2 separate regions of the Homo sapiens genome follow, and region 2 is linked to region 1. Evidence: read pairs that join two places in POLR2A ChIA-PET (ENCODE). Cell type or tissue: HepG2. All regions are shown on one strand. Links, peaks and the distances in the headings refer to the core of each region. The heading gives the core; the rest is flanking DNA. Region 1 has its middle 26 kb from the start of GPAM. Region 2 has its middle 21 kb from the start of TECTB.

Evidence for each region. ChIA-PET counts read pairs that join two places held together with the same protein. Peaks named below come from ENCODE experiments on the same cell type or tissue, not always from the same donor. Only the 100,000 strongest peaks of a DNase experiment are listed, where the experiment ranks them.
Region 2: POLR2A ChIA-PET joins it to region 1 with 5 read pairs; 2 of 35 experiments call an interaction of 5 or more read pairs at or near these places.

The regions. Positions count from the first base shown.
Region 1 is chr10:112,202,144-112,218,073 of GRCh38, forward strand. It overlaps a transcript of GPAM not described here. Among named protein-coding and RNA genes, the nearest start is that of GPAM, 26 kb to the left of the region's middle. RefSeq lists an enhancer at 491-540. In HepG2, for the core only: no CTCF peak of the experiment used is centred there; no DNase peak of the experiment used is centred there.
Region 2 is chr10:112,254,628-112,270,557 of GRCh38, forward strand. No RefSeq gene overlaps it. Among named protein-coding and RNA genes, the nearest start is that of TECTB, 21 kb to the right of the region's middle. In HepG2, for the core only: no CTCF peak of the experiment used is centred there; DNase peaks (open chromatin) are centred at 3,938, 5,278, 6,904 and 11,334.

The DNA.
Region 1 (15,930 bases), core at 2,592-10,591:
GGCCAGATAGTAAATATTTTAGGCTTTGTGGGCTATATGGTCCTGGTCACAACTACTCAACCCTTTTGTAGCATAAAAGCAGCCTTAGACAGTATATAAGAAAATCGATGTGCTGTGTGCCAATAAAACTTTATTCATCAAACAGATAGTGAGCAGTATTTGGCCCAGGAGCCATAGTTACCAATCTCTCCATTAAGTCATTGTTCTATATATGCTATTCTAGAAAGGGGTTTAAAAATGAGGGGGTGAAGAAAAGAAGAACATTCAAATGTGTACTATGTTCATGGTAAGCCCTCTTTTAATAAGTAAGACAGCAGGTAGATAACTGTTAAGTTTAAAAAGGCAAAATAGGAAATTGAGTTCTAATAGGAATTATGACTCCAAACCTTTTGACTGAATTATAACCATCACTTAAGACTACAGTAGAGTTTAATTCAAATAATCTATGACATTTTAAGCAAGGTTCCATTCGCATTGTAGTTATGCATAATTTTACATGCTGACACCATAAAATACCTACATAAATTTTCATCTCAAGCATGTCCAAAATAGTACCAAGCCACTCTGTTAAAAACCCTTCTTCTTTCAACCATGGAGCCTGGACACCTCAGTCTTTCCTTCTCAAGCAAACTTATGAGTCACTGGCCAGGGGTAAAAGGCAAGATATGAATCACGGGTCTGAGCCAGCCTAGAGAAATCTAAAATCTCATTTGGAAAGGTGAACATTATTTGTGCTCTGTTGTTTAGTAATTCAGAGTGGTTCTTAAGACCGAATATCAGCATTGAAGCAAAATATCAACTCGCCATCCCTTGGGTCTAGGCTGGGAGTCAGGGGCTGAACTTTGAGAAGGTGGGAGAACAATGGACAAAGGAGGTAGTTTCAGTGGTGCTTGACGGTGTGTAAGCAATGGGTTAGTGTGAGCTGGAGTGTAGAGGACAGGCCTCCTCTCAGCGCTGTGGTAGGGGGAGCAGAGGGGAGGGAGAGAGAAGCAGTGAAACACTCAGTCTCCTCTTCCTGTTTCATCTAGCTAAGATGGAAATATAGAAACCCCCTTCTCTGGGGTAGCCCTAGGTATTTAGGAAAGTATTAGACAAAATATTCATTTCTCTCTTATCCTGAAGAAAGAGTCCCTCTAAAAACAAGCCTCCAAAAAAGATTCCCTCTGCAAATAGCACACTGGTCTAACACCTTATTCTCCTTAATTTTTGTGTAATTTTCTAAACATGGGCCATAAATGTTTGAGCAGAAAAGCAGCCCCAGCATGGGAGAACCAGCATCTGAAGGGGACTCTGGAGAGGGGCAATCTGCCCCTGCTCTGCCAACAGCCAGCATTGAGGTCCTAGTTACTAAGGCTTTCCCACTCTGCCCCTTTCTAAGCCTTTTTTCTTGTCAGTAACAGAATGAGTCAACCTCAAATTTTTCACCCACTCAAACTTCTGCTTTTGTTATCTGTTTAACATGTTATATTCATTAGTGTTTAGAGTTACCATTTAAGATGATACACATTACTAACAATAATGGATTTCTAGTGAGCACTTAGTATTTACCAGGACTGTGCCACACGCTCTCCATACACTCTGTTATTTAATTCTCATAACTGTCCAACTCGAGAAAGACCCTTATGATTACAGACTTGTCAGATATGATGCTGCGGTTCAGGAAGAAGAACTAAGTTTCCCAAGGTCACACAGGGAGTAGGTGGCAAAGCTGGGATTTGAGGCAGAGTCTGTTTTTTAAAGAACTACTCTGTCTTCATGTTCCTTGGAGCCCCTAGTCAGTGTCTCACTGAGAGGAGGGTACAGCTTCAAACTCCCTCACCCTGAATTCCTTCTCACTGTGACATGAGGCCTCTCTCTATGCCAGGCTACCAAACACCAAGGTGTATTCCGTGGAGGAGATGGCACAGCAGCTGCTGTCAATATCCAAAGCATGGTGTCTTGAGACACTAAGAACCCGTGCCTAATCAGTGCCTCCAGGAGGAGCATGCTGCTAATGCACATGGTAGAAGGTCCCTTGTCCTCAATTCCTATTGCCATTGTCCTGCTCAAGCACACAGATAGAACAATGCTGTCTGCAAATCTCTGGTTATTACAGAATTTTTTCTTTGTTCTTTTTTTTTTTTTTTTTTGATAGGAAGAGACAACCCTTTCAAGGATGGCCCAACTTCAACCGTCTGGTGACACAAGAGATCTGGGGGCTCTTCTTGAAATAGACAGTTGGGGATTTTAAGATGATATATCAGCACTGGCTTGAGTGGGAAGAGGGTTGGGAGTGGGTAGGGGAAGAAGAGTAGGTTGTAAAGATAGAGCAACACTGGCAAAGCTAATGATTTTCACAGATCTGACTCCCTCGGTGGTTGGGGAGAGAAGTTTATTTATTGCATGTCTACTATGATCTGTTGTTTTCCTATAAACTGGGCATTAGGTTCTGACAACAGTGTGAAAATCTGATGTTTTACAGATGAGGAAATGAAGCTCACATGGCTAGTAAGAATCAAAACAGGCTGTGGGCTGTTTATAGGAAAACAACAGATCATAGTAGACATGCAATAAATAAACTTCTCTCATACTGAATGGGCAAAAACTGGAAGCATTCCCTTTGAAAACTGGCACAAGACAGGGATGCCCTCTCTCACCGCTCCTATTCAACATAGTGTTGGAAGTTCTGGCCAGGGCAATCAGGCAGGAGAAGGAAATAAAGGGTATTCAATTAGGAAAAGAGGAAGTCAAATTGTCCCTGTTTGCAGACGACATGATTGTTTATCTAGAAAACCCCATCGTCTCAGCCCAAAATCTCCTTAAGCTGATAAGCAACTTCAGCAAAGTCTCAGGATACAAAATCAATGTACAAAAATCACAAGCATTCTTATACACCAACAACAGACAAACAGAGAGCCAAATCATGAGTGAACTCCCATTCACAATTGCTTCAAAGAGAATAAAATACCTAGGAATCCAACTTACAAGGGATGTGAAGGACCTCTTCAAGGAGAACTACAAACCACTGCTCAAGGAAATAAAAGAGGACACAAACAAATGGAAGAACATTCCATGCTCATGGGTAGGAAGAATCAATATCGTGAAAATGGCCATACTGCCCAAGGTAATTTACAGATTCAATGCCATCCCCATCAAGCTACCAATGACTTTCTTCACAGAATTGGAAAAAACTACTTTAAAGTTCATATGGAACCAAAAAAGAGCCCGCATCGCCAAGTCAATCCTAAGCCAAAAGAACAAAGCTGGAGGCATCACACTACCTGACTTCAAACTATACTACAAGGCTACAGTAACCAAAACAGCATGGTACTGGTACCAAAACAGAGATATAGATCAATGGAACAGAACAGAGCCCTCAGAAATAATGCCGCATATCTACAACTATCTGATCTTTGACAAACCTGAGAAAAACAAGCAATGGGGAAAGGATTCCCTATTTAATAAATGTTGCTGGGAAAACTGGCTAGCCATATGTAGAAAGCTGAAACTGGATCCCTTCCTTACACCTTATACAAAAATCAATTCAAGATGGATTAAAGATTTAAACGTTAGACCTAAAACCATAAAAACCCTAGAAGAAAACCTAGGCATTACCATTCAGGACATAGGCGTGGGCAAGGACTTCATGTCCAAAACACCAAAAGCAATGGCAACAAAAGCCAAAATTGACAAATGGGATCTAATTAAACTAAAGAGCTTCTGCACAGCAAAAGAAACTACCATCAGAGTGAACAGGCAACCTACAACATGGGAGAAAATTTTTGCAACCTACTCATCTGACAAAGGGCTAATATCCAGAATCTACAATGAACTCAAACAAATTTACAAGAAAAAAACAAACAACCCCATCAAAAAGTGGGCGAAGGACATGAACAGACACTTCTCAAAAGAAGACATTTATGCAGCCAAAAAACACATGAAAAAATGCTCATCATCACTGGCCATCAGAGAAATGCAAATCAAAACCACTATGAGATATCATCTCACACCAGTTAGAATGGCAATCATTAAAAAGTCAGGAAACAACAGGTGCTGGAGAGGATGTGGAGAAATAGGAACACTTTTACACTGTTGGTGGGACTGTAAACTAGTTCAACCATTGTGGAAGTCAGTGTGACGATTCCTCAGGGATCTAGAACTAGAAATACCATTTGACCCAGCCATCCCATTACTGGGTATATACCCAAATGACTATAAATCATGCTGCTATAAAGACACATGCACACGTATGTTTATTGCGGCATTATTCACAATAGCAAAGACTTGGAACCAACCCAAATGTCCAACAATGATAGACTGGATTAAGAAAATGTGGCACATATACACCATGGAATACTATGCAGCCATAAAAAATGATAAGTTCATGTCCTTTGTAGGGACATGGATGAAATTGGAAACCATCATTCTCAGTAAACTATCGCAAGAACAAAAAACCAAACACCGCATATTCTCACTCATAGGTGGGAATTGAACAATGAGATCACATGGACACAGGAAGGGGAATATCACACTCTGGGGACTGTGGTGGGGTCGGGGGAGGGGGGAGGGATAGCATTGGGAGATATACCTAATGATAGATGACACGTTAGTGTGTGCAGTGCACCAGCATGGCACATGTATACATATGTAACTAACCTGCACAATGTACACATGTACCCTAAAACTTAAAGTATAATAAAAAAAAAAATTTAAAAAAAAAAAAAAAGAATCAAAACAGGGATTCTATCTTCTTCACTCTACCTCCATGCCTGTGCAAATAATTCAGCTTATCCAGCTCTCATTCAGATTTCCATGAAGTAGATGCCCCTTTCTCAACAGAATATCTATTCAAGCTACAAAGCCTAATACAGTGCCTAGCACAGAGTAGAAGCTCAATAAAACAGGATGCATTAACAACTCTTAATGTGGTTTCTCAAACTCAGGTAGAAATCATCTGATCCAGTAGTTCTCAACCAGAGGTGATTTTGCTCCACAGGGGATATTTGTAAATGTCTGGAGATATATTTAGTTGTCACAAATGAAGGGAGAGGTACCACTGGCATCTAGTGCTTAGAGACAGGACACTGCTAAACTTCCTATGATGTACGGGACAGTCCCCACACGAAAAGACTTATCTGATATATAGCACCTATAGGGCCAAGGTTGACCCATTCTGATCCAACCTAACACATTCTACAGATAAGGACACCCAAACCCAGGGAGATAAAGAGACTTGCATAGGTCCACACAGCTGGCAGAGCCTTGATGAGAAACACTGCTTGAAATCTTCTACAATGTTCTTGCCCCTGCATAAGCAGCCAGCACAGGTTCCGAAGGAACACAGTGTCCCCTTAGAGGCCCTGCTGCCCACCAGCTTCATGCTCCCTAAACTTCCTTTTCTTAGGGAAGTAAACCAAACACAATGATCAAGCCAAATGAATTTATTTTAATAATGAAATAGGCAAGCTAAAATAATAATTAAGTAGACATATTAGGTCATGGTAGAAACTGCCAGAAACATTCTCTCTAAAATGTATATTGTTCGCATTATCATTGTCACCAACAACCATGTTTGGCCTTCTATGTGCCAGGAGATGTGCTGGGTCTCAAGCAAGAGACAGGCAGAGGGAGAAGGTGTCCACCAATATCACGCTCAAGATATATCTTTGACCTCAAGAAGCACTCAACCCAAGCATGAGAGTCTCTTTTGCAGTTGCTGTCACAGAGAGAAGGCAACATTGCAAACATGGGTAAAGCAAAATGCTCCTTACAGCTAAATATGTAAGCATTGAGGTCCTAGCATGACCTGCTTATTTTAAACAATGTTTAACACAGGAACATTCAACTACAGCCCAAGAACTTGGACTTTGCCACTTATATTCTTGGGATTCGGCTTGCCTGGTGGACATTTTGTTGTATCTGTCAAGCTTGTGAGGGACTTCCAGTGCCCTGGACCATGTCTCAAGTGTCAGGATAACCACATGCATCAGGGGACTTCATTTAATCACAGCAGAGCCAATGATCCCAAGATGCCCCAACAGAAGCACGTGGATAGAGAACCCCCAAGATTCGGCTACCATAAATCAACGTACTGGCATCTTTTGCAGCAGTCTCTAAGCTGCATCTAAGTGGAAGCTGGTGACCTGAATTAACACCACTCTGAAGATCAACTTTTATCCTGAAATATCAATGAAAAATTAAACATCCTGATAACCCTGAGTACTAATGGCTTTTATTTCCATTGCAACTGCTTTCTGAGACGGATAGTTTCCCCTTTAGATTTTCATGACTCTGGCCCAGAAAGTGGATACTTGAGGCATTAAACATACAGGAGCCTGAGACGCCAAGAAAACAGTAGTTTCTATTTAAGGATTTGGCTGCAATAGCCAGCTAAGTGTCTTGGGGAAGTGAATGGAATTTGAATAGATCAACTCTGCCACTCTGCTACAGGCTGGGAAATCAAAAACTAAGAAGGATATCCCAAGGGCTCCTGCATGGGTTTAGGCATGAATGTTAGCCTCGGTGACAAGCAGCTTTTTGAACAATGCTTCTCGGACTCTGAGCTATTACAGTGCAGTAAACCAAGGGATACTAATTTTTTAATTCTGCCCAGTCATAATGTTAAAATTAAATTAAACATAAATTGCCAATCAACTAACCCCATCATTTGATAAAAGAAGTAATGCTTTAAAATCCCAACAAGCAGGAAGGATAGACTCTCAAAACGAAGGGAAGTTCCTCAAATTGAATACATTCACCCTAGACTGGAAAAAACATCATAAGCCAACAGCTATCTGCTGTCTGGAATGTGGGTGCCATGAATGCTAAACAACCACTGGCGTTGGCTGGAGAAGGATCAGATTTGAGACCCAGCTGGAATGGAGATGGTGTTCAGGGCAAGGACAGGGATTGGGGATGGGGACAGTTGAGAAGAAACACATTGCACTGTGAATACACTGCACTGCTCTATGGTCCGGTCACATTTTCCACTCTGTAATGCTGCACTAAATTGCCTGTTGAATTACCAGTCTCTTCCATTGGGCTGTGAGTTCCTTGAGAGCAGTGACTATGCCTTGTTGCCCTGATTCATGGAGCTAATTAGACATGGGGCAGGAATGATGGTGTAGTCAGGCACGGAAGGAGTGATGGCGAAGCCCCAGGGATACACAGTGCTGCTTCACGGATCCATGCAATCGGATGATTAGAGAGCACATTTTCTAGTATCTAGTAGTGCGTGTTGTTCTGTCTGGGTAGTGGAAGGGGCCCCACCCCTACCTTACCCAGCGGGCTCAGCCTGAGCATCAGCCCACAGGATAATTAAAATGTGCTCCAAGGGGAGCCTGATGGGAGTCAGAATTGCTGCTGCCCCATCCCTGGGGGACCACTGAGCAAAAGTTCAGCTCCTCTCCCACATTGCCTGCAGATGTCCAAGTGGGAACAGAGCTGATTGTGGGGAGAAGCCAGCCTCCTGCCTGCTGCTGCTTCATGGTCCCCCTGGTTTTCCCATAGCCAAGTCCTAGCAGAGCTCTCAGTACCAAGGTTTATCAATTTTCCCAGGCCCCTGTTCCTCACAGTCACTTTTTGGAATTGACTCAAAAAAAGAATGACACTGTTACTAGCAGCCTTCAGGGTTCATTTCTATGGCAACCATCCCTTTCCTGCAGAATGTCCAGCCCACAGGGAAATGAATGTCACTTTCTTTCAAGACTCATTTTGGGTGTTTTTATGGCCAATCTGATTTCTGGCAGGATGCTGAAGCCCATAACACAGCTACACTTCCCGCCAGCCCCACAGGGCATGGGTAGAGTTTGCATGCAAAGCTCACTAAGCAAGTGCACCCAGGCAAGGCGGACAGGGTAGGGAAAGGGCTCCTGTCTGCCTGTGCCTGGAGAGCCCAGGAGCCGTGATGCAATGATTTAATTAGCACTGACTCAGCCTGACACGCAGGGTCCCTGTTTTACGTCTGACGTGCTGTGGCAGTTGGAGAACCCAGTACCACGTGGTGGGAATAGCAAGGCTGAAGTTCTGGGAACTGAAGGATGAGAGTGAATATTTCATTGCACATATACTATCATTTTCCTCTTACGAGCTGTTGGGGGTAATTGCCTTGGAGTACAACTTCCTATTCAACCTCTCTTTGGAAATGTTCTTGATCTAGAGTTTTGTTGCATAGCATCTCTGTCCCTTTCTTAACATTCAACTCTCTATGACTCCACCATCAAACAGGGAGTTTTCAAATCTTGAATTCATGTGGAGAAGAGTTGTGTGCCCTGAAGTCTCATGCCTACCTCAGTTTCCCCACCATTATTGCTCTCTTCAGGCATCGTCGGCTAAAACACCAATGCCCTGGGAGGTCTCACTAAGCCCCATGACCAGCAAACAATGGGGGATATTGGATAACAGACAGCTGAAGGCAAGAGTGAGACCCCAGTTAGGGAAGAAGAGATGGAGAAAGAATGCATATGCTTCTGGAGGTCAAGGGGACAGCCCCCCTCAACCCCACCCAGGAAAGGTGGGAGAGAATTGAAGATGCTGATATCTCCATTCTTTCAGGGGCCTGAGGCTAACTAAGCATTTCCTTTCATCGCCCTCTGCAAACTTAGCCTCCCCACCACCTCCAGAGTTTCTGCTCTGTCTGGAAAAAATGCTAACCAGCCATTTGTAAGAGATGTCACTAATAAGAGCTCACAATAGACACTGTGTGCTGTGCAGAGGGAACATCATGAGCCTGGGGGAGGTCAAGTGGAAAGCATTGGGAGCACTCATGGGCAGCCAAGGAACAGACCTAGGCCTATTCTCAAATCTTCAGCTCCCTGCTGCCCTCGCAGCGTTCCTGTTCTCAGAATCTCACCATCCAAAGAATCCCACCCCAGGTGGGTTAACTGCCCAGGCAGGACGTGCAGGTGCTTGGAGAGGAAGGACACAGAGAACTGGGTCTACAGGAAGGATGTAGTTCCTGGAAAGGGGCTTAGGGAGTTTTTCCCATAGGAGTGACCCCAGGGGAGTGAATACTGGGATCCAGCTGGGGGAAGTAGGAGGGAGGTGCTGAGAGAATGGGGATTCTAGAAGACAAAACTGGTCACTTCTTCCTCCTGCCGTCCTTGAGTTTGGGCCTAGCTTCTCTCCACCAGCAGAAGCACCTGGGGAAGAAGAGCCCAGGATAGGGAGTCAGAGGCCCTCGTTTCACCTGGATCTAACCTGCCATCAAATAACAAAATGCTAGAGGTGGCCAACTCAGTCTTAGGAATCATTCAGTCCAACTCTCTCATTTTATTCTCACAGACTCTGAGCCCCAGAGAGGTGCAGGTCCATGGCCAGGGCGGCAAGTATTGAGAACTTCCTGCATTCTGGTCGAGGCGGGCTATTAAGGATTCAAATCCTATTGGTTCATCAGTGGGTCTCCCACCCCATCGAAACTAGGTCCTCTGTTCTTTTTCTCATCACATATGGGACTGAGCTATTTGTTTGTGTGATTTTTTAAATGTCGGTCATCCCCATTCAACTGCAAGTTCCACAAGGGCACGCAGCTTTCTCAGCCTCATTCTCTATTCTACCCGCTGTGTGCCTCACACACAGTAAGCACACAACCCATATTTACAGAACACAGAATCTGTACTCTCAAAGTAACCTCATGAGAAAGTATTACACCCATTTTACAAAGGAGGAAACTAGAGCTTGAACAATTTAAATAACAAGTGAAAAAAGCAAGATTCAGCTCTGGATTCTAATGACCTTTTTCCTTAGGCTGTCTGCTTTTCTAACAAAAGATTAACAGATGTATGAGGGTTTCTTAAGCTGGGGACCTTGGTTTAGACTTTTTCAAACATGATGTTCTAGAACCAGATGCTCCAAGACCATTCCCTGAGAGAAGAGAAGAGGAAGGGCCACTTGGAGACTAAGGGCGGCCCAAAGCAGGTGTCCCCAGGCAGGTGCCCCGTCTTGCCTAATCAGGCATAAGTGTGGAGCCCACAATTGTCAGTGGTCAGAAAAGATGTTAGGTCAGGGGTCCAGTCAAGGAAGAGGGGGCTGAGGACCACTAAGCAGGGAGAAAACCCCAACTCAGTAACTGGGGAGGCAGACAGACAGGAATATCTGTCTGACAGGAATATTATTAGGTTGGTGCAAAAGTAATTCCGGTTTTCGCTGTTACTTTTTTTTTACACGGAGTCTCGCTCTGTCGCCCAGGCTGGAGTGCAGTGGTGCGATCTCAGCTCACTGCAAGCTCTGCCTCCTGGGTTCACACCATTCTCCTGCCTCAGCCTCCCGAGTAGCTGGGACTACAGGCACCCACAACCTTGCCTGGCTAATTTTTTTGTATTTTCAGTAGAGACGGGATTTCACCATGTTAGCCAGGATTGTCTCGATCTCCTGACCTCATGATCCGCCCGCATCGACCTCCCAAAGTGCGGGGATTACAGGCATGAGCCACCGTGCCCGGCCTCGCTGTTACTTTTAATAACAGAAACCAGTCATCAGGATGCAGTGAACCCAAAGCTTAGGGTCTCGAGAAAGCCCCTGGTTGATGAAAAGGGCAAAGGCTTGGAGGCTAGACCAGCCTGCCATTGAGTCTCAGCTCTAGCACTTACCAGCTTGGGCATATTCCTTATGCTCTCTTAGCCTTGGTTTGTTCATCTGAAACACAGGGTGGTGGTAATCCCTCTACCTCATAAGGAGGAAATATGAGATCAGCCAGGGCAAAGCACTCAGCACAGTGCCTGAGATACAGTCAGCTTCTGGACAATGGTAGCTTCATTAAGCACTTACTTCAAGGCTGGAAAAACGATTTGGAGCTCCTCTTCATGTTTAGGCGAAAGCCTGTAAGTGCTTAACCCTGGCTACCAAGGCAGGTGAGAGGGACGGGAAAGCTGATCTTGACAGGGAGAACAGAGCAGATCTCAGAACTGAAAGCATCTCAGCTCAGGGTCTGTGCTTGCTAATCACTGTATTCTCAAAGCCTTGCTCACAGCTTGGGACATGGTCAGTGCTCAATAGGCCCAGCTGAATGAATGGGTCCAACCGAGCATGTGAAACAGTTACAATGTTTTTACCATCAGCCTGCTATCATTCATTCATTTCTCACTGGCTCTTTCAGCCCTAGAGTGGTCATGATGACATAGATGTAAAGAAAAAAAAGCATGGGCTCTGAAGTCTGCCATTTACTGTGTTAACTTGGGCAGTTTCCTTAACTTATAGTTTGCTCATTCATTAAATGGGTTGACACTCACCTCAGTGACCTCAGTGGCTCATTGTGGGGACTGAGTTAATAAGATAAAGCCCTTAGAAGAGTGTTGGGTATATAGAAAACACTCCATCAATGTTAGCCATTATCACAAGAAAGAGCCTACCGGGTGTCACAGATTCCTAGGCTCTGGGGTCCTGGCTGAGAGTTATAAAGGCATGAACCCTGCCTTCACAGCTGTCAGTCTGGTGGGGGCAATGGATCAGGAAACAAGCAATCATAAGACAATATGGTTAGTGGTCCAATAAGGGGAAGTTCAGGGGACCCTAACCTCATAGCAGAAGAAGTAGATTTACTCAGAAAGAGACCTGACTAATCTCCTGACTTGGTCAGACCCAGAGGCAGGGTAGGGTGAAGAATGCTTTAAGCAGACAAGATAACATGTGATAAGGTTCGACCATGGTGGGTCCAGAAAACTGAAAGAGTGTTTCTGTGGTGAGACAGAGGTAGAGAAGGATGAGAAAAGAGGCCCAAGAGGCACACAGGATCCAGACTATGCTGGCAATGGCAAAGGGAGAAAATGTTCCAAAAGAGCAGAGAAGAATCACATCCAAGAGGTATAACCCCTTGCACTGGGCTTGTCCTCCACCTCTTGGCAGTTTCCATAAATTTATGAAGAGGAGCGTGAGTCATTATGACAAACTTCTAGGCCCTCATACTCTGGATAATCTCAGGAAATCCCACGGGACCCCTGCAGTGAAAGCTCCCTGAGGACCACAGCAGTCAGCACAGGAAGCATCTCCACCATCCTGTGGGGGGATCCACAGACTCATCCCACTGTGGCTAACAAAGCAGGGACGATCTGGATACCAACACTGGGAATTAAGACAACACGGACAGAAGTACTTGGGAATAAAGACAGACACAAAGAGTGGAGAGAGGAAATGCGGTTGGCATGGTTATTTCTTAACCTGAAATGCATATAGGGAAAAATCAGTGTTAAGAATACTGACATACCGTAAAAACATTCTTTTCCACTCAATACTAAAACAAAAGTATTGATTTCCTTGGTTTTGCATCGTATCTTCCCCTCTGCTGCCATCTCCAGCCAAACCTAACAGAGAGAATGAAGTCTGTCTTTTCTGCTGTCTTTGATCTTCATTCCAGATGGTTAAATCCTGCTGGCCCCATATGGAGCCCAGCTTTCCTCTACAGTGAGAAAGTCCTTTGACATAAAGCTATCTGCCCGATCCAAGCTCAGAAAACAACCCTGAGTAGGGAATACAGTGGGGATAAGAATGAATATCACCCGTTAAACACAGATCTTAAAGTGGGAATCAAACTTTCATAAAAGACATTCTCAGCTCCTCCTCTTTCCTCTGTAGCCAACATCACGAGGATTGGTACCAGGATTTGTACTACTAAGCAGAGCCTTTGAAGGCCATGTGCCGTTTGCAAATCAGATTTGGTGACGTTTCAAGCTAAAGCAATTAGATTTTTCATAAACTGTCCAAAACCTTCTCAGGATTTGGGGGTTCTGAGCCAGGATGGAGGATTTCATGGAGGCCAAAAGAGTAGCAAAAACTCGGGAAGGATTTCATGAGGAGCAAATGCACACAGATGTGAATGTTACATCACAAACGTGCTTGCACCTCTTGTCAGCTGCAAATAACTATGCCCAAGCACCTCAGTTTTGCCTTTGCACAGAATTCCATGATTCTGAGTTCTTTTCTTTGACTTTCTTCTTCCTACTGTGTCTGCCTCTCCTGCATTCCACGCTGCTTCCCAGGCTTCCTCGTCCTACCCCCGTGTCTCATGTCATGACATCCTAAGAAATTACTCCCTGCACCCCAGGTTTTTAAATACCTGTATCCTTGACTTGGTGGTGTTTGAGGAATTATTTCCAATCAGTCGATTAGCAAAGCTGATGGAGACTCTGGAGAAGACAGTCCCAGGCTGTGGGTGAATAAGCAAGGTCTGGTTCCTCTGGGTGCCTGTTTGCACGGCCAGAGGCTGACAGACTTTGGGTGCTCCACAGTAACCTCAGAAAGAGTCCCCCCGCAGCAGCAAATTCTCCCAATGCAGTTTTGAAACACCGCAAGAGGAGGAAGCCTCTTTAATCAAATAATAACCAGTCAGAGATAAGGCCTGCTAGGCTGAGCTTGGCCAGCCAATCACAGGCTTCCTTCCGACTGCAAGGACAAACAGACCCAGGCTTCTGGAGTGCATTTCAGGGCTTGTTACAATTTAATGATGCAATGAATGGTGTCTTCTTCGCATTGCCTGGTGGGGATTTTCTAACTGGGGAGTAAAGCTCTGAGCTCAGTAACCTCATTCTCAGCGGAGGTGTCCACAGCTTGAGTGTTCACATGGGGCGTCAGGCTCCGGGCCTGGCTGTTTCCAATTTGCATTTCTCACTGCTGAGGGGAAGGGAGGTTTGACTGGGGCTGAGCGGGGCTGGGGTCCCCATGGGGTGAGCCTATTTGACACCAGATGTGCAGCTCACTGACTGTGACCCTGAGAAGGTTGTGGAGAGATGTTGGAGATGCTTTATGTGCATTTCGTATTTGTCTTTAAGCAGTCATGACTTTGGTCTTCTCTATTTCTTCATCCTCTTTCCAGCTGCTGCCACCCTCCCCTTTCAAAACTATTATTGCTCTGTTCGGCTTATGAAGAGCTCTAGTAAAGACAGTAGGTTCTGGGAACTAAGAAGGTGTAGGGGCGAATAAAGGCCCTTGCTAGCTGTGTCCATGTGACTTTAAACACTGTCAGTCGCTTCCTGCTTAGTTGTTGCAAAGACTACATGCATAAAAACTCCCTCTCCTTCCTCTGAGGCTCTTACAGGCCCTATAGACTGGTAGACAAACCCTCAAAGGGTCTTGATATATTAGAGCTCAATATTTAAAGGAACTTAAGGGGAACCCTCTTATTAGGTAAATATGCATTCGTTCAACAGTTATTTATTTTGCATCTACTCTGGTAGAGATGTGCTGACTGGGGGCACTGAGGTGAGCCAAACCTGGCACAGTTCCCTGCCCTCCCAAAACAATGTCAGCACAGGAGGTAGCAGTTTGTGAAAGAAGTCCTTAGTGCAGTGGAACCAATGGCAGGGACTGGTGAAGAGGGCTTGTCTTGAAGGGTATGGGCCTGTCCAAAGGAACCACAACAAAACCAGCAGTGGTAGACAGGAAGCGGATCCAAGTCAGAGGGACAAGTACAGTCAAATATTCTCCAAGGGGACCCCCTGCAGGGCTCCTACTGGGGAAAGGAGAAAAAGCAAAGGTGTGTATCTCCTCTCCTTTTTTATTTTTATTAATTAATTACTTTTTTTGTTTTTTTTGAGACAGAGTCTCACTCTGTCCCCCAGGCTGGAGTGCAGTGGTGTGATCTTGGCTCACTGCAGCCTCTGCCTCCTAGGTTCAAGCGATTCTCGTGCCTCAGCCTCCCAAGTAGCTGGGACTACAGGCACCCACCACCATGCCCAGCTAATTTTTGTATTTTTACTAGAGACGGGGTTTTACCATGTTGGCCAGGCTGGTCTCGAACTTCTGACCTCAGGTTATCCACCTGCCTTAGCCTCCCAAAGTGCTGGGATTACAGGTGTAAGCCACCACTCCTACTGGGAAAAGAAGGAGAAAAAGCAAAGGTGTGTATCTCCACTCCTTAAAAAAAAAAAATTGATATATAACGTCTCATTGAAATATAATGCACACACCATACAATTTACCCATTTAAAGCGTATATATAGTTCAGTGATTTCAAATACAGACATAGAGTTGTGCAGCCATGAGCAGAATGAATTTTAGAACATTCCATCACCCCATAAAGAACCCCCTTCCCATTAACGATCACCCGCAACTCTGCCAACACCTCATCCAGCTCTAGGCAACTACTGATCTACTGTATGTCTTCTATAGATCAGAAACGCCTACTCTGGACATTTCCTATAAATGCAATCATAGGATATGTGACCTTTGCAGCTGTTTTTTTTCTCTTAGCATAAAGTTTTCAAGGTTTACTTCATTTCTTTTTATTGATGAATAATATTACATAGTATAAATATACTACAATTTATACAGTCACAAATATCCACCATTCATCTGCTGGAGGACATTTGGGTGGTTTCCACGTTTTGTTTGTTTTTTTTTTTTGTGATATCATGAATAATGCTGCTATGGACATTCATGTACAAGTTTGCATACCCTTATAGCCACGAATTCACAACCTCATAGCAGGGAAACAGGAAAGAAACAAAGCAAGCGAGAGAGCTAGTCATTAAAGGGCTTCTCTCCCGCCAGAAGTTATGATGTCATAGCAGTAGCCAAGTCTAACATTTACACAGATTTTCACAGTGCATAAAGCACAATTATACATTCTGTCTCATGTAACCCTCCCTACAACCCTAAGCAAAAGGAAGGTAGTATTTTTATTGCCCTTTCAAAGATGAGGTGCTGGAGAATCAGAAACTTTAGAGTAACTTGCCAAAATCTACCCAGGCAGGAACTGAAGCCAGAATGAAGTCCTGTGATCTTCCTACTCCAACTCTTCACACACAAAACAGGTCTTTATTCTTCTCCTACATATTCAGTCTTGGCTTCCTAGCTGTTTAGATCAAGAGAAAAAAAGAAAGAAATTTAAAAGGACTTCATTGTTTATGGAGAAAATGGCAATGAGGTCAACAAATAGCTGTTATGTTGGCATTTAAAACATTTTTACCTAAGGCTCAGAAAGACTGAATATCTTACCAAAAGGCACAGAGCTAGCAAGCTGGC
Region 2 (15,930 bases), core at 3,702-11,701, 54 kb after region 1:
ACATTGATGCAAAAATCCTCAATAAAATACTGGCAAACCGAATCCAGCAGCACATCAAAAAGCTTATCCACCATAATCAAGTGGGCTTCATCCCTGGGATGCAAGGCTGGTTCAACATTCGCAAATCAATAAATGTAATCCAGCATATAAACAGAATCAAAGACAAAAACCACATGATTATCTCAATGATGCAGAAAAGGCCTTTGACAAAATTCAACAACCCTTCATGCTAAAAACTCTCAATAAATTAGGTATTGATGGGACATATCTCAAAATAATAAGAGCTATCTATGACAAACCCACAGCCAATATCATACTGAATGGGCAAAAACTGGAAGCATTCCCTTTGAAAACTGGCACAAGACAGGAATGCCCTCTCTCACCACTCCTATCCAACATAGTGTTGGAAGTTCTGGCCAGGGCAATTAGGCAGGGGAAGGAAATAAAGGGTATTCAATTAGGAAAAGAGGAAGTCAAAGTGTCCCTGTTTGCAGATGACATGATTGTATATCTAGAAAAGCCCATTGTCTCATCCCAAAATCTCCTTAAGCTGATAAGCAACTTCAGCAAAGTCTCAGGATACAAAATCAATGTACAAACATCACAAGCATTCTTATACACCAATAACAGACGAACAGAGAGCGAAATCATGAGAGAACTCCCATTCACAATTGCTTCAAAGAGAATAAAATACCTGGGAATCCAACTTACAAGGGATGTGAAGGACCTCTTCAAGGAGAACTACAAACTACTGCTCAGTGAAATAAAAGAGGATACAAACAAATGGAAGAACATTCCATGCTCGTGGGTAGGAAGAATCAATATCGTGAAAATGGCCATACTGCCCAAGGTAATTTATAGATTCAGTCCCATCCCCATCAAGCTACCAATGACTTTCTTCACAGAATTGGAAGAAACTACTTTAAAGTTCATATGGAACCAAAAAAGAGCCCGCATCGCCAAGTCAATCCTAAGCCAAAAGAACAAAGCTGGAGGCATCACCCTACCTGACTTCAAACTATACTACAAGGCTACAGCAACCAAAACAGCATGGTACTGGTACCAAAACAGAGATATAGATCAATGGAACAGAACAGAGCCCTCAGAAATAATGCCACATATCTACAACCATCTGATCTTTGACAAACCTGACAAAAACAAGAAATGGGGAAAGGATTCCCTATTTAATAAATGGTGCTGGGAAAACTGGCTAGCCATATGTAGAAAGCTGAAACTGGATCCCTTCCTTACACCTTATACAAAAATTAATTCAAGATGGATTAAAGACTTACATGTTAGACCTAAAACCATAATAACCCTAGAAGAAAACCTAGGCATTACCATTCAGGACATAGGCATGGGCAAGGACTTCATGTCTAAAACACCAAAAGCAATGGCAACAAAAGCCAAAATTGACAAATGGGATCTAATTAAACTAAAGAGCTTCTGCACAGCAAAAGAAACTACCATCAGGGTGAACAGGCAACCTACAAAATGGGAGAAAATTTTCGCAACCTACTCATCTGACAAGGGGCTAATATCCAGAATCTACAATGAACTCAAACAAATTTACAAGAAAAAAACAAACAACCCCATCAAAAAGTGGGCGAAGGCTATGAACAGACACTTCTCAAAAGAAGACATTTATGCAGCCAAAAAACACATGAAAAATGCTCATCATCACTGGCCATCAGAGAAATGCAAATCAAAACCACAATGAGATACCATCTCACACCAGTTAGAATGGCAATCATTAAAAAGTCAGGAAACAACAGGTGCTGGAGAGGATGTGGAGAAATAGGAACACTTTTACACTGTTGGTGGGACTGTAAACTAGTTCAACCATTGTGGAAGTCAATGTGGCGATTCCTCAGGGATCTAGAACTAGAGATACCATTTGACCCAGCCATCCCATTACTGGGTATATACCCAAAGGATTATAAATCATGCTGCTATAAAGATACATGCACACCTATGTTTATTGCAGCACTATTCACAATAGCAAAGACTTGGAACCAAGCCAAATGTCCAACAATGATAGACTGGATTAAGAAAATGTGGCACATATACACCATGGAATACTATGCAGCCATAAAAAATGATAAGTTTATGTCCTTTGTAGGGACATGGAGGAAACTGGAAACCATCATCTCAGCAAACTATCGCAAGGACAAAAAACCAAACACCGCATGTTCTCACTCATAGGTGGGAATTGAACAATGAGAACACATGGACACAGGAAGGGGAACATCACAATCCGGGGCCTGTTGTGGGGTGGGGGGAGGGGGTAGGGATAGCATTAGGAGATATACCTAATGTTAAATGACGAGTTAATGGGTGCAGCACACCAACATGGCACATGTATACATATGTAACAAACCTGCACATTGTGCACATGTACCCTAAAACTTAAAGTGTAATAATAATAAAAAAATTTTTAAAAATCTTATAACAGGGCGTACATGATCCTGAGGCAATAGGCTCCATACAGCTATGAGGAAGCAGGTCAGAAAGCAAGCTGACCTAATGATTAATGCTGAGTTAGCTGCAAGCTTGATTTATTTACATATCTCCCCCTCCCTTCTTCACTGATTTTATAAAGTTTATAGGGGCGGTGTGAATCCCTCACACCATAACTTCTTGTGGTAGCAAGAATGATGGTCCCTAAAGATGTCCATGTCCTGATCCCTAGAACATGTAAAAATGTTACTTTATATGCCAAAAGAGACTTTGCAAGTATGAACAAGTTTTGCATCTTAAGATAGGGAGATTACCATGAATTATCCACATTGGCCAAAGGTAATCAAAAGGGTCCTTATGAGAGGGAAATAGGAGAGTCCAGGAAGGACATGTGTCAATGGAAACAGAGGTCAGAGTGATGCAGGGCTATGAGCCAAGGAAGTCAGGCAGCCTCTAGAATCTGAAAAAGACAAGGAAGAGACAAGTCAAGAGCCTCCAGAAAGAACACAGTCCTGTAGGCACCTTGATTTTACCCCACTGAGACTAATTTTGGACTTCTGACCTTCAGAATTGTAAAATAATAAACTCGCATTATTTTAGACAACTGAATTTGTGGTAACTTGTTACAGCACAACAGGAAACTAAAACACCCTTGCATACACCCCTGGGTTTCTATCTCTACATTTACAAACGAGCTCCGCCTCTTCCCAGGGGCCCCTCACATCACCACTTGTTAAAATGCTACCCCACTCCACAATGGAGAAGAAAAACTTACAAAGGGAAAAATACTTAAACACCCAATATATGTATAAAAATATTACAATATCAAAAGGGAGTGTAGTGGTTAATAATACTGAGGTCTTCACAATCAGAGCTGCATTTTAGTTCCAGCTCTGCCACTTTAACAGCTATGCGATTTGGGGTAAGTTATTGAACCTCTCTTGGGTTCTTATGATGGTCTTTTGATGTGTCAACTTGCCTAGACTACAGTCTCTAGTTGTTCCATCACCCCAATCCAGGTGTTGCTGTAAGATGTTTTGAAGATGTAATTATAGCTCATAATCAGTTGACTTTAAGTAAGATAAATTATCCCAGATAATCTGCATAGGCATAATTTAGTCAGTCAAAAGGCCTTAAGAGCTGAATTGAGGCTTCCCTGGTGAAGAAGAAATTCCATCTCTGAACTATATCTTCAGCCTGTGCCCAGAATTTCCAGCCTGCCCTTCCAGGGCCTGCCCTAAAGATTTCAGACTTGCCCAGCCAGCACCCACAATTGCATACAGCAAATTTCTTGCAATAAATCTCTTAATATATATCTCATACTTGTTCTGCTTTCAACTGATACAATCCTTAAGCTCTAAATTGAGATAATAGCACCTACTCACAGGACAGTTGTGAGGATTCAATGAGATAATGCATGGAAAGTGTTTGGCACACAAATAATTGCTAAACAAATATTTGGTCTTGTTCTATTTTGTTTGTAATAACCTTGGTAGACTGTCACAAGTTCTTTCCCTCATTCTGTTCCAACCTCCTTGCCATGTGAACAGCAAGGAACCTGCTGCCATGCTGATACCATGTCACTTGGTTTTGCCAATGGCATGTTAGCAGGTGCTATCCAAGCAGAGACTTGAAAAGAATTTGTATCTCAGAACTCCTTGCCAGCCACATAAGGAAGCCCTTGATGGATGATGAGAAGTACGTTATCCAGTCACAAACTTCCCTGCCCTTGTTACCAATAAGCAGCAAATCCTTTAAAAGTAGAGCCCTTATCTGATAGTAGCTGCATGAGTGACCCCAACTGAATTTAGCCCAAATTTCAGATTCACAGATCATTAGCTAAATGAGTGGTTTTCTTCATAAGCCACTATTTTGGGAATGTTCTGTTATACAACAAAACTAACTGAATCAGGAATAAAAGTGAGATTCTTTTTAAACCTTTCAAATTGGAAATTTCTTTTTTGGTATCAATGACCATTATTAATTTGAGCATAGGAAAACAGATCTTCTCTTAGATTTATTTTGGGCATGTAAATTGTTACAACCTTTTGAAGGAAAGTTGATTAATAGGTATAATATGTTTGAGAACTTTATATACATATTCTTTAATCCAGTAATTCCAGTACAATAATGTATCGTTAAGAAAATAATTAGAAATATGCACAAAGATTTATGAATAATGATGTTTAATGAGGTGAGCATTTTGAATGGTAAAGTGGAACTATCTATATAATAGTAAAGAAAACAATACATTTCCAACAATGGAAGATTATTGAACCACTCATGGTGCAATATAATTGAATACCAAGCAATAAATAAAATTAACATTTCAAAGATTATATAGTCTTAGAAAATGCTCATAATTTATTCAATGAAAAATGATACTATAAATCTGTGAACAGTTTGATCTAAGTTTTATACTGTGTGTGACTGTATAAATTGACTGATTATATAATTGCTTGTACAGGGGAAATTGATTCTATAGGGGAAAGAAAAAGAAAATACATCAAAATATTAATAGTGATTATTTCTGGGTGTGGGATTATTGGTGGTTATTTTATATTTTGCACTTTACAACATTTTTGTGATGAACTTATGTTATATTAATATTTATTACCAGAACAGTAAAAAGACTTTAGAAATTCTATCCATTCTTGAAAACCTTGTCAAAGGCCAAACCAGCAAAGCCTTTAATTATCCCTGATTGGGAACAAGAGGAACATCCCCTAGTGATTTGCTCCTCTCTGTGTTGCTTATGACATGCCTTGTATTGCAGTTATTTGTTTACCTTTCTTGTCACCCCACCTTTATGGTGAGTGCTTCAGGGTTGTGCTGTATTTGCCTTGAATGTAGAAAGCACACATTGCATATTTGTTAACTAAAGATGTATTGGATGATTTGTTGTGATATCACATTCAAAATATACCCCATATCAGACTACTTCTCCACCTCAGCTCTGGTCCCTGGTACCATGCTGACCTCATGTCTTATGACTTTTCCTAACTCACAGTCCAGCCATACTGGCCTCCTTGCTACTCTTCCATCTCCCCATACAGGCTCCTGTCTCTAATACTTTTTGCTTCTTGTTATCGCTGCCTGGAAGAACTCCTCCCCAGTCATTGGTGTGGCTTTGTACTCTCTAATCCTCCTTCAAGTCTTTGTTCAAACGTCTCCTTTACCTCCTAAAACACAACGGCAAAACTTCAAATAACCCAACTTAAAAATGGCCAAAGGACTTGAATAGACATTTCTTCAAAGACAACACACAAATGGCCAACAGGTATATAAAAAGAAGTTCGACATTGCTAAGCATCAGGTAAATGTAAATCAAAATGACAATGAGATATCACCTCACACCTATTTGGCTGTTCTTTAAAAACAAAAGATAAGTTGTGGTGAGGATATGGAGAAATGGGAACCTTTGTACACTGTTGGTGGGAATGGAAAATGGTATAGCGGCTATGGAAAACAGTATGGCGGTTCCTTGAAAAATTAAAAATAGAACTACCATATTATCCAGCAATCCCACTACTGGGTATATATCAAAGGAAATGAAATCAGTATGTCGAAAATAAATCTCCACTTCTGTGTTTATTGTAGCATTATTCACCATAGCCAAAATAAGGAAACAACCTAAATGTCTATCAATGGATGAATGAATAAAGCAAGTGTGGTTATACACACATAATGGAATATTATGAAGCCATAAAAAGAAGGAAATCCTGCCATATGCCAAAACATGGACGAACTGGAGGACATTATGCTAAGTGAAATAAGCCAGATACAGGACAAACACTACATGATTTCCCTTATATAATGTATCTAAACGTGTCAAACTCATAGAAACAGAGAGTAGAATGGTAGATGTCAGGGGCCGGAGGAGGAGCAATGGGGAGTTACTATTCAACAGGCATAAAGTTTTGGTTATACAAAATGAGGAAGCTCTGGAGGTCGGCTGCACAACCTTGTGTGTGTAGTTAACTTAGATTTTTGTTGATGGGATAGATCTCATGTTACCTGTTCTTACCACAGTTTTATATATATACATATATATGTCTCCCCTTCTCAGCGAGGCCTACCCTGAACCCCACTCTCCACTCCTAGAACTTCCTTTCTCCTTCTCTTGCTTTGCTTTTCCCCATAGTTCTTTTCACCACTATGTATTTCACTTATTTGTTGTGGTCCACCTCCCTCAGTTAGGAAGGTCTTCAACAGAGCCCTGCACAGAGAAAGAGCAGGCACTTGATAAATATGTGCTGAATCATTCATGTCTCATGCCACAGCCACTGCGCTTTACTCCTCTTGCTTGACTCTTAGGACATAGCTCCAGTTGCAAGTTTAACTTGAACTCTGAGGCCAGGCAGCTTCTTTCAAAACTAATAATGTTCAAGTGGCAAAGTTCAGTTGCAGCAAAGCATTAATTGCTCACGTGAACATCAAAGTTTCCAAAGCCTTGTGACCTTGCTTCCCTAAGACCCAGAAAGGGGAGTCCTGGACATCAAAGGAATCCATCAAGTGTTACCGACAATCATTCCAGCGATGCTGAAAGTCTAATGTTTTCAATGACCCCTGGCCTCTCACTTGAGCAATAAACCCAAAAGTGATTTTCCTCTTCAAATTTCCTTTCCCTAGTCAGACCAACAGGCACACACAGAAGCATGAAATAATGGTGCAATAGAACAGGGCTGGACTAAGAAGTCAGGGAGCTAACTTCTAATCTAGCCTTCTTCACTTCATATCTGTGAGTATGGGTGAGTCCCTTACTATCTGAGCCGCAATTTCCTCATTTTTTAAAAAAAGAATTCAATCTAGATCATCTCCATATACCCACTTTTCTTGCTCTGAAACATTAGTGTTCCATGAAATGCTAAGTCTCTGCAAAGAGGATGCTAGAACCATCCAGGGTTGCATTTCCTCAATTCCTCCATGTGAACCCTGTCGTTTTTCTTCATTTCTTTCCCCCGCATAAAACTACCTTCTGTCATATCGCAGGGCAATTCTAATTATGAGGTTCTTAAGAGGATCTCCTGAGCTTATTCCATCCCTAAACTGGAACAGGCATAAAGATCTGTTGGGGCTCTATGAGTATGAAATGCACTAATGTGTACAAACCATCTGTCTCAGTGCCGGCATATAGCAGGCTCCTGGTAAATATTCATTTTGTCCCTTTCACGTCCTTTTCAGGGTTCTATTCTGATGAGCCTAGGAAAAGAGAGAATGCATGAAACCATTAGCCCAGCCTCCATCTGATCACACTTGCCATCTTCATCTTCAGAAATGACAGCGCAACTGCGTTGCCTTGGTCCATACAATTCCACCAGGGCTTGGTCAGATCATCATGATGTCAACAGGCATTTTGTGGATCATTCCCAATGGCTTTATTTTTTGCAACATATATTCTCTCATTTAATCTTCACAACAGCCCTATTAAATAGCTATCGTATTCCATGCTACAGATGAGGAAATTGAGGAACACATGTTGCTGAGGGTTATCACAAGCTGGTAAGTGACGAGTTGGGCACTCAAAATTAGGTTTTCCAGTGCATAGCTCCTTCCTCCTTCCCAAAGCTGCAGAGTGAAATGGGTTTGAAGGGATGAGTCACTATCTGAAAATGTTGGGTCGACATGCGCCAAGTTGGAGGAGTTAACATTGGCCTGGTCCCTAACATATTTTTCCCTTAAGGGGTAATAATGAACAAACCTTAACCTGTTAAGCATCCGCATGCACACAGTATTACATCTGATTTCTAATTTTTCCAACAAGTCTGAAAGCGAGCTGAGCTCAAAGAGATTAAGGAACCAGCCTGAGAATACCCGGGCAGTAGCTGGTAGAGATGTGGGCCCTACCCAGGTTCCTCTGGCTCCGTGGTTCCCCCTCCCCACTCTGCAATTCTCTCTAGTAATGTCAATTGTTGGGCCCTAGGGGTGAGATTTTACCACCATACCATCTGAGTACCTACCCTGCACAGAATCCTGCTTACCCCATCTGAGTCTCTGGCACAGGAACCAACAGCACGAAGTTGGCCTCAGCTTCACCTCCCATCACCTGAGCACCACCCGAGCCCACCAGTTGCCCTCCCTGCTTCAAACGCATAAGATCCTCATGAGCTGCCCTGCTCACTAGGCCTTGAAATTGCCATATTTTGCATCACTTTCGATGCTTCCTTATGGACAAGGGATACCTCGAGGGCAGGGCTTATGTGGGGTATGTTTCTGTTTGCTCATGGCACCTAGTATAAAGCCTTTCTTATAAAATCCTGAGAATAAATGGATTTAAGCTCAATGCTTTGGGAATTGTGATGAAGCACCCTGTGCTTCATTAACATGTTTCTCCATCCTTGCGTGGAAGAGGCTATGAAATTTAAGGGTTGAGCAGCAAGAAACTAGGTTGTGAGCAACTTGAGAACAGGAACAATGTCTGATTCAAGGGCTAATGCTTAGGCCAAAAGCCCTTCCCTAGCGCTTAGGACCTCGATGAACAAACTTCAGCAAGTCCAATAACTCCCTAAAAATATATGTAAATGTTTTTGAGGATGTTCATTTCTACACTTGTCTGCCGCAAAAACCCAGAGCTTTCATTTGATTGTCAAAGTGTGTTAAGACTCACTGTCCAAGTACATAGTAGATGCATACTCATACATCCAACATATGCTGAATGAGCACTTCCTCAGAACCATTTGCTCTATGGATTGATGAAGGAAGGAAAAGAAGTGTGCAAGGTGCAGACTTTTAAAGTCAGATTCATTTATTTCACTGGTTTTAGTTAAAGCTTTTGAGATACTGTTAGGGGGTCAAGTCCTTCTTCCCAATTAGAGTCCCCCTTAAGTCATTTTAAAGGCCAAATTTTAAAAGCAGCAATATTACACAAGTTTCAGGCTAGAAACCGGGACACCTGAATTCTGATTCCAGAGTTATTACTGATTAGTCAGAGTGGCCTTAGGCAAGTCCCTGAAAGCAGGTGGTTTGTGACACTTCTCAACTTAAAGTCTGCCACAACCCAGTGACAGATGACTTTTCCATAGGAGAACAAATTTATTATTTTTTTAATGTATGGAAAAGTAAAATATAACCATAATTAATAAATGTTATGTTGACAACATGTTCTAGAAGATTCTTTATAATACCATACCCTCCATCCCTCTCTTCCCCTATATCTCTTACTCACCCATGCCTCCCCTTTCATTTCCAACCAAGAAAGCATGTGAGCAGGTGAGGAATAGTGATTCCTCCTAATTTAATTTAAAAGTGAATTGTTTGCAGACATGAGCACTTTGATGGTAGTGTGTTATAGACCCCGGGAACATTCCTCCCAGGACGTCGTGAGCATTTGGAGCTCAAGAAGGTGGAGAGATCCCTGGATTTAGAGTCAGAGCAATTATATAGCAAATCTCAGCTCTGCTTATTGGCTGTGTGACTTTGGGAAGTTAGATGACTTCTCTGTGCCTCTGTTTCATTACCTGAAAAATGGAGATGGCACCCATTATCTCACAGGGTTGTGAGGGTTAAACAAGGCATAGGGTGGAAAGGGCCAATTAGCACTGTGCCCAGCCCACAGATAATGAATTTCAGTGTTCTTCTCCTAATTACTCTCTCTGGACCTCAGGTTTCTGGTCATCAAGATGAAAAGGTTGAATTAGATCTACGTCGGCAGGCCCTATATTGGTTTCCCTCACCTCCTGACTCTAGAATGGATCCCAGCTACCATGGGGGTGAGGCTTTAGTAAGATGAAAAAAAAACAGAGGCTGGGCGGGGTTGCTCATGTCTGTAATCCCAGCACTTTGAGAGGCCAAGGAGGATGGATCACCGAGGCCAGGAGTTTGAGACCAGCCCGGCCAACATGGTGAAAACCCGTCTCTACTGAATACATACAAAAATAATTAGCCAGGCTTGGTAGTGTGCACCTGTAGTCCCAGCTACTCAGGAGACTGAGGCATGAGAATTGCTTGGACCGAGGTGGCAGAGGTTGCATTAAGTTGAGATCGTGCCACTGCACTCCACTCCAACCTGGGCAACAGAGCAAGACTCTGTCTCAAAAAAAAAAAAAAAGAAAAGAAAAGAAGAGACAGAAACCCTGTTAGCAAACAATACATCAAAGATTTGCTACTGAGTTAGCCAATATTATCGAGGGAAACTTCTTAGCAGATGCTTCTCTCTGAAGGACAGGAAAGGTCATCCTTCACCTCTGTAGCAACCACAAAGGAAAAACTGGAAGGAGTGGCCTGTCCTGGCCTTCTAGGCCCCACAGAGAGAATTAAGCAGTTAAAATCTTTGCTTCTCAAACTAAGAGACAGGTATCCTTGCAGGAATGCAGCAGGAGCTAGGGACACCCGAGGCATGAGAAAGCCAGCTTATCTTACTGAGACACTGTATTGTAATTTTTAAAATTATTTTTATTTTTTTGCAGTTTTTTAAAATGGCAATATAAAACTTTATATTTTGCTTTTATTTTTAAAAACACAGATATATTATGATAAAACTGTTTTTATAGATTTTTAAGACCAGGGTAGGGAGGGGGCCTAACCCATTCATATACTCTTATGAGGTAGAAAAGTTTAAGAAACACAGGCCAAGATGGTCCCTAACATCACGTGTGGTTGTATGTCTGTGCCAGCTCCAGGCCTGCCTCTCCAAACAAGACTATCGGAGCTTATCAAACACAAATAACTTAATTAAAATATAAAACTGGGGCAGAAATTTGAAGTTCACCTTGAAAAGAATTAGCTCAAACAGCAAGCAAGCCAGGAGCAGCTGAACAAACTAAGTGCTCCCTGGCCCAGGCTGCAGGATTGCATGGTCCTGGGGGAGCATTTCCACTTTGTGCCCAGGACAAAAGGCCTTCATGGACATCACATGGACTGAGGCAGGCGCCCTTGTGATGTTGCAGGCAGATAAGGAATAGGCCAATCATTCTTATGGTGTGTAAAAGGAAAACAAGAGCTATAAGAACTCCAGTGGACAGAAAGGTCACAAATCAACTAAACATCAAGAATGACGAAATTCTAATCATTTCTGGATACTGCCTACATGTTGAAAGCAATTCATTTTATTGCATAAAACTGGAGAAGTGCAGAAAAGCATAAACTACAAGTAAAAATTACCCATAATCTCTTTGCCCAGAGAAAATAACTGAAGAAGTGTTAACATTTTGTTGTAGCTTAGATAAACAGATAGATAGATGTGTGTGTGTGTGTGTGTGTGTGTGTGTGTGTGTATATAATTTAAATTTGGAATTATACTATACACAATGTTTTGTTACCTATTTTTTCATTAGACATTACATTATGGGCAGTTTTCCATGTACTTATTCCGAAAAATTATAGCTTTGTTGTTGTTGTTGTTGTCTCACTCTATCACCCAGGCTGGAGTACAGTGGCTCGATCTCAGGTCACTGCAACCTCCACCTCCAGGGTTCAAGCAAGTAGCGGGGATTACAGACACCCACCTTCACACCCGATTAATGTTTGCCTTTTTAGTAGATACTGGGTTTCACCATGTTGGCCAGGCTGATCTTGAACTCCCAACCTCAGGTGATCCACCTGTCTTGGCCTCCCAAAGTGCTGGGATTACAGATGTGAGCCACTGCAGCTGACCCAAAATAATGGTTTCTAATAATTTCATTATAATGCATTTTTATATTATGATATATAATACATATGAAGTAAATTATATAGAGATATTTCATTTATGCAGTTATATACACATTTCAATATTCATGTATGTGTATGTATACTTAGTTTACTTAACCAGTACTTTTGGAAATTTATATCTAAATTTTCACCATTATAAACAATGACCATAACAATAGCTAATATTTATCGTGTTAAGCACTTTATAAGGATTATCTTATTTCATTATTTCACAAGAATGCCACAAATTGGGCATTCTTATCATCTCCATTTTACAGATGAAGAAATAGAGGCAGAGAGAAATGAAGAAATTTGCCCAAAGTCATAGAGCTAGTAGGGGATATAGCCAGGACATGAACCCAGGCATTGTTTTAATCACTATGAAATCTGAATTTCAGTTTCTTCATTAGTTAAAAAACAACAGCAACAACAAAAACCAAAAAAACCCTTTTAGCACACTGGTCTAAAAGGTCCCTTCCAACTACATATTCCAGTTAATCCATTTCATCACTAAGAGAGATACAACAGTGGTAAAAGTGGAGGCTTTAATGCCAGACTTGTCTGAGTTTAACTTCCTAGTTATACTACTCACCAGCCTTAACTCTTAAACTTTAGTGTTCTCGTCTTAAAAATGGGAATGATAGAAGTCCTTACTGGGTTGCTTTGAGAAATAAATGAGATGAGGCTTGATAAATGTCTCAAACAATCCCTATAACTAGTAACACTTAGAAGTGACTTTTACTGAAAGCATTGTTGCCAATTTAGCCCCAAACTTTCTTCTAGTAATGCAGTGGCAATCAGTGAGGCCCTTGACAAAGGATAGAGAGTTCGGTTACTCTAGAAGGCAGAAATGAAGCCAAACAATATCCAAGTCACACTAGGAACCTCATCTGCTTCAGGTCAGATTTGACAATCAGGCCCCTCCCTCAAGACCAGGTACTGGTGGGGAGAGTCCTCTGGCCTCTATGAGCCCAGACTGGCCAGTCACAGACCCACAGGGAGACCTGGCCCCTCCAGGCCATATCCAGGGAGAAGCCCTTGCAGAGGGTCCCAGAGGAGCAAGAAAACCAGACTTTAGCATCATCTGCTTCTGGACCAGGGGTGTGAAGACAAGCAGGCACCAATCATGATCTATGCTTTCTCAAAGGTCTCTGGAAATATCCAGCCATAGTCTGTTTACAAAAAAAGAAAAGGCTAGTTTTATTTCTAACCAGTAAGAGAAATATACTCTTCTCCTTGGATATTTTCAAACTTCTGGAATTCATCATCCCAGAGGGGACACCAGCCCCCCTACACAGCCAGGCATTTATGTAGATGGTGTCTCAAGATGGTGTCACATATAAGAAATGAGGCTTCACTCTCACCATCAAAGGGACTTTTCCCAGGAGACAACGCACTAGTTGCTGATCTACCTACAGGGGCAGGGGCTGCTCTGCAGCCACCCCTACGAACACTGGGCAGAAATGTGGACACAGCATTGCCAGACCTTGTCACTTTTCAGGGCGACTTAAAAGTTAAATGATTCTAAGAAATCTGCCAATTTTTAAATGTTGGCTCAAATTCATAAAACCCTAAAACGGATTGAATCAACCCATGGCCTGCCAGTCCATAACCTCTGAGTTAGGGAATGCTCTTCCAGAAATACTCACTAATCAGGAAAGTAGTGGGAAATGACCCTGAAAAGGAAGGAGGGAAAGAGAAAGGGGTCATTACTAGCAGCATGGAAACATTTAAGCAAAAGTCAGGAGGTGTTCAACAGAATACAACAAAGAGATTGATTAATCCAGTAAAAAGGATGGGGAGAAAGGAAATAAAACTGGAAGAATAAGTTAAGGGAGATCATTGGGAGACCCAAATATTGGTATCTGGAGATTTTATTTTATCTTGTTAATAATAGGGAGCCACTGAAGATGTTTGAGCATGGGAGTGACTGACACTTGGCTGCAGAAGGGTTACACAAAATCAGGCCTCTTTTACCAAAATATGAAAATCTCTCTCTCTCTTCAACGAAATGAATACACATGCAATCAAAGGAAGAGCTCTGGAGGGCTGCAGCACTTTTTGCAGCACTGGGTCAGCTGAAACTCAAGCCCAAATCAGCTCCACTGATTCACTGACTTGACTTTGTTCTCTTTTCCCAAAACCACTGTCTTGTCGTTCTCTCGCTTGCAATGTGTAAGCTGCCTCTAATGAACCACCTTGAAGTTATTTAATATAAGTTCCAAAAGTCCTGGGACAATGAGTCCTACTCCATGGAGGATGCTATCAGCTCCCTTGAAATCCCAAACGTAGAAAAATGGGATTGCCCGGTAGGATAATGGTTCCAGTGCATAGAAAAGGAGGCCCTGGTGTGAAGTCATGGGTTTGAGTGATATGGAGGAGAGAATTCTGATTCCACTCAGGATAAGCTCAAGTGCAGAGGGGAGAGAGAGGTCAACATTTGCATTTTCCAGCAGCCATTTGATAGGGGACCTCTACTGGGCCCTGATGAGATTCTGGTGGGCAGCTTATGGGTCACGTTGCAGTTAACCCCACCTCACTCCCTTTTACCAGCTAGAAAATAAAGATTTTGCTGTAAGTCACCCCTCCCTCAATGGCAATGAAGCTGAGTGAGGTGATTCTCTGAGGCTTCAATTCTCCAAACTCCACCTGGGAGAGGATTGAGTACAGATGAGACAGAATCTTGAACTTCCCCTCTTACTCAGTGGTGTGGAGCTCAGGAGACCCTTGGCTGTCACAGTTGAATATTTGAGGTTTATTCTATATTCACACATAATCCTGAAAGTTCAAGACATGAGTCATTTGCTATTTTTGGTCATGTGAATTTGAGTTTCAAGCATGGTGAATGGGGTGATGAGATCTAGTTCCATAGTTAATGATGGGACCCCAGTCAATGGGCCATGATGGACCCCAGTCAATGGGCAATTGTTATCACTGTCCTAATTTATGGGAAGAGACCCTGAACAGACTCAACTGCTGAGGGAAAGAAAGGAAGGTATTTTAAAGAAGGGAAGTTTGATTGGGGAAATTATATTCTATGCAAGTGTTAGCAGATATGGAAATTCAAGAAGGTCTTAAGATCCATCCCCAGTGATCGTCAAGGTTCTACTATGCTGTAATCAAAAATGAGGTTTTAGCAGGATATCAAAACTTCATAAGCAAAGGGCTCTCAATGAATAGTTGAGATCCACCTACCAGTCTGCCTCTCTACCTACTGTTAGTAGAAAAATGCATAGTTAAAATGCATAGTTAAAAAATAATAACAACAGCATAAGGAAGGAAATAGGTCAAAGTCTTAACAGAGTTTGACTCAAGAAGATGTAATTCTGTGTTTTTCTCTGCATCTTTAATATTTTGTACATTTTCTAAATATTTCAGCAGTGATCAGTATTACTTCTGTAGTATGAATAAATAAAATAAAAACACAAAGGGGAAAGAGGAAGAGGGAAAGAAACTCAAAAGGAAGAAACTGAGGAAGGTAAAAGGATAAGAAAACGTCTCAGCCTAACCCCAGCCGTGCAAACCAGCTCAGAGTCACTGTTCAAGGGCCCCCTCCACTTACCCCTCCAATAAATTGCACTATGGTCAACCAGCAGCCTTTTCTCAAGATAAAGGCACCACTAGCCACAGGGCTAGCTTCACTGTTAGAAATCGCAATCTCTAATAGTGTCTTGCATGCATGTGTGACCTTGTAGTTTTGAAAGTGCTTTCATAACTTCCACCTACCAGTCTGTATCTCTACCTAGTGTGGGTAGCAAGAGATGTCATTAATTTATAGGTAGAGAGAGAGGGAGATTTGGCATAATTCCTTATGAGTAATTAGTGCTTTGATATACAACTTGT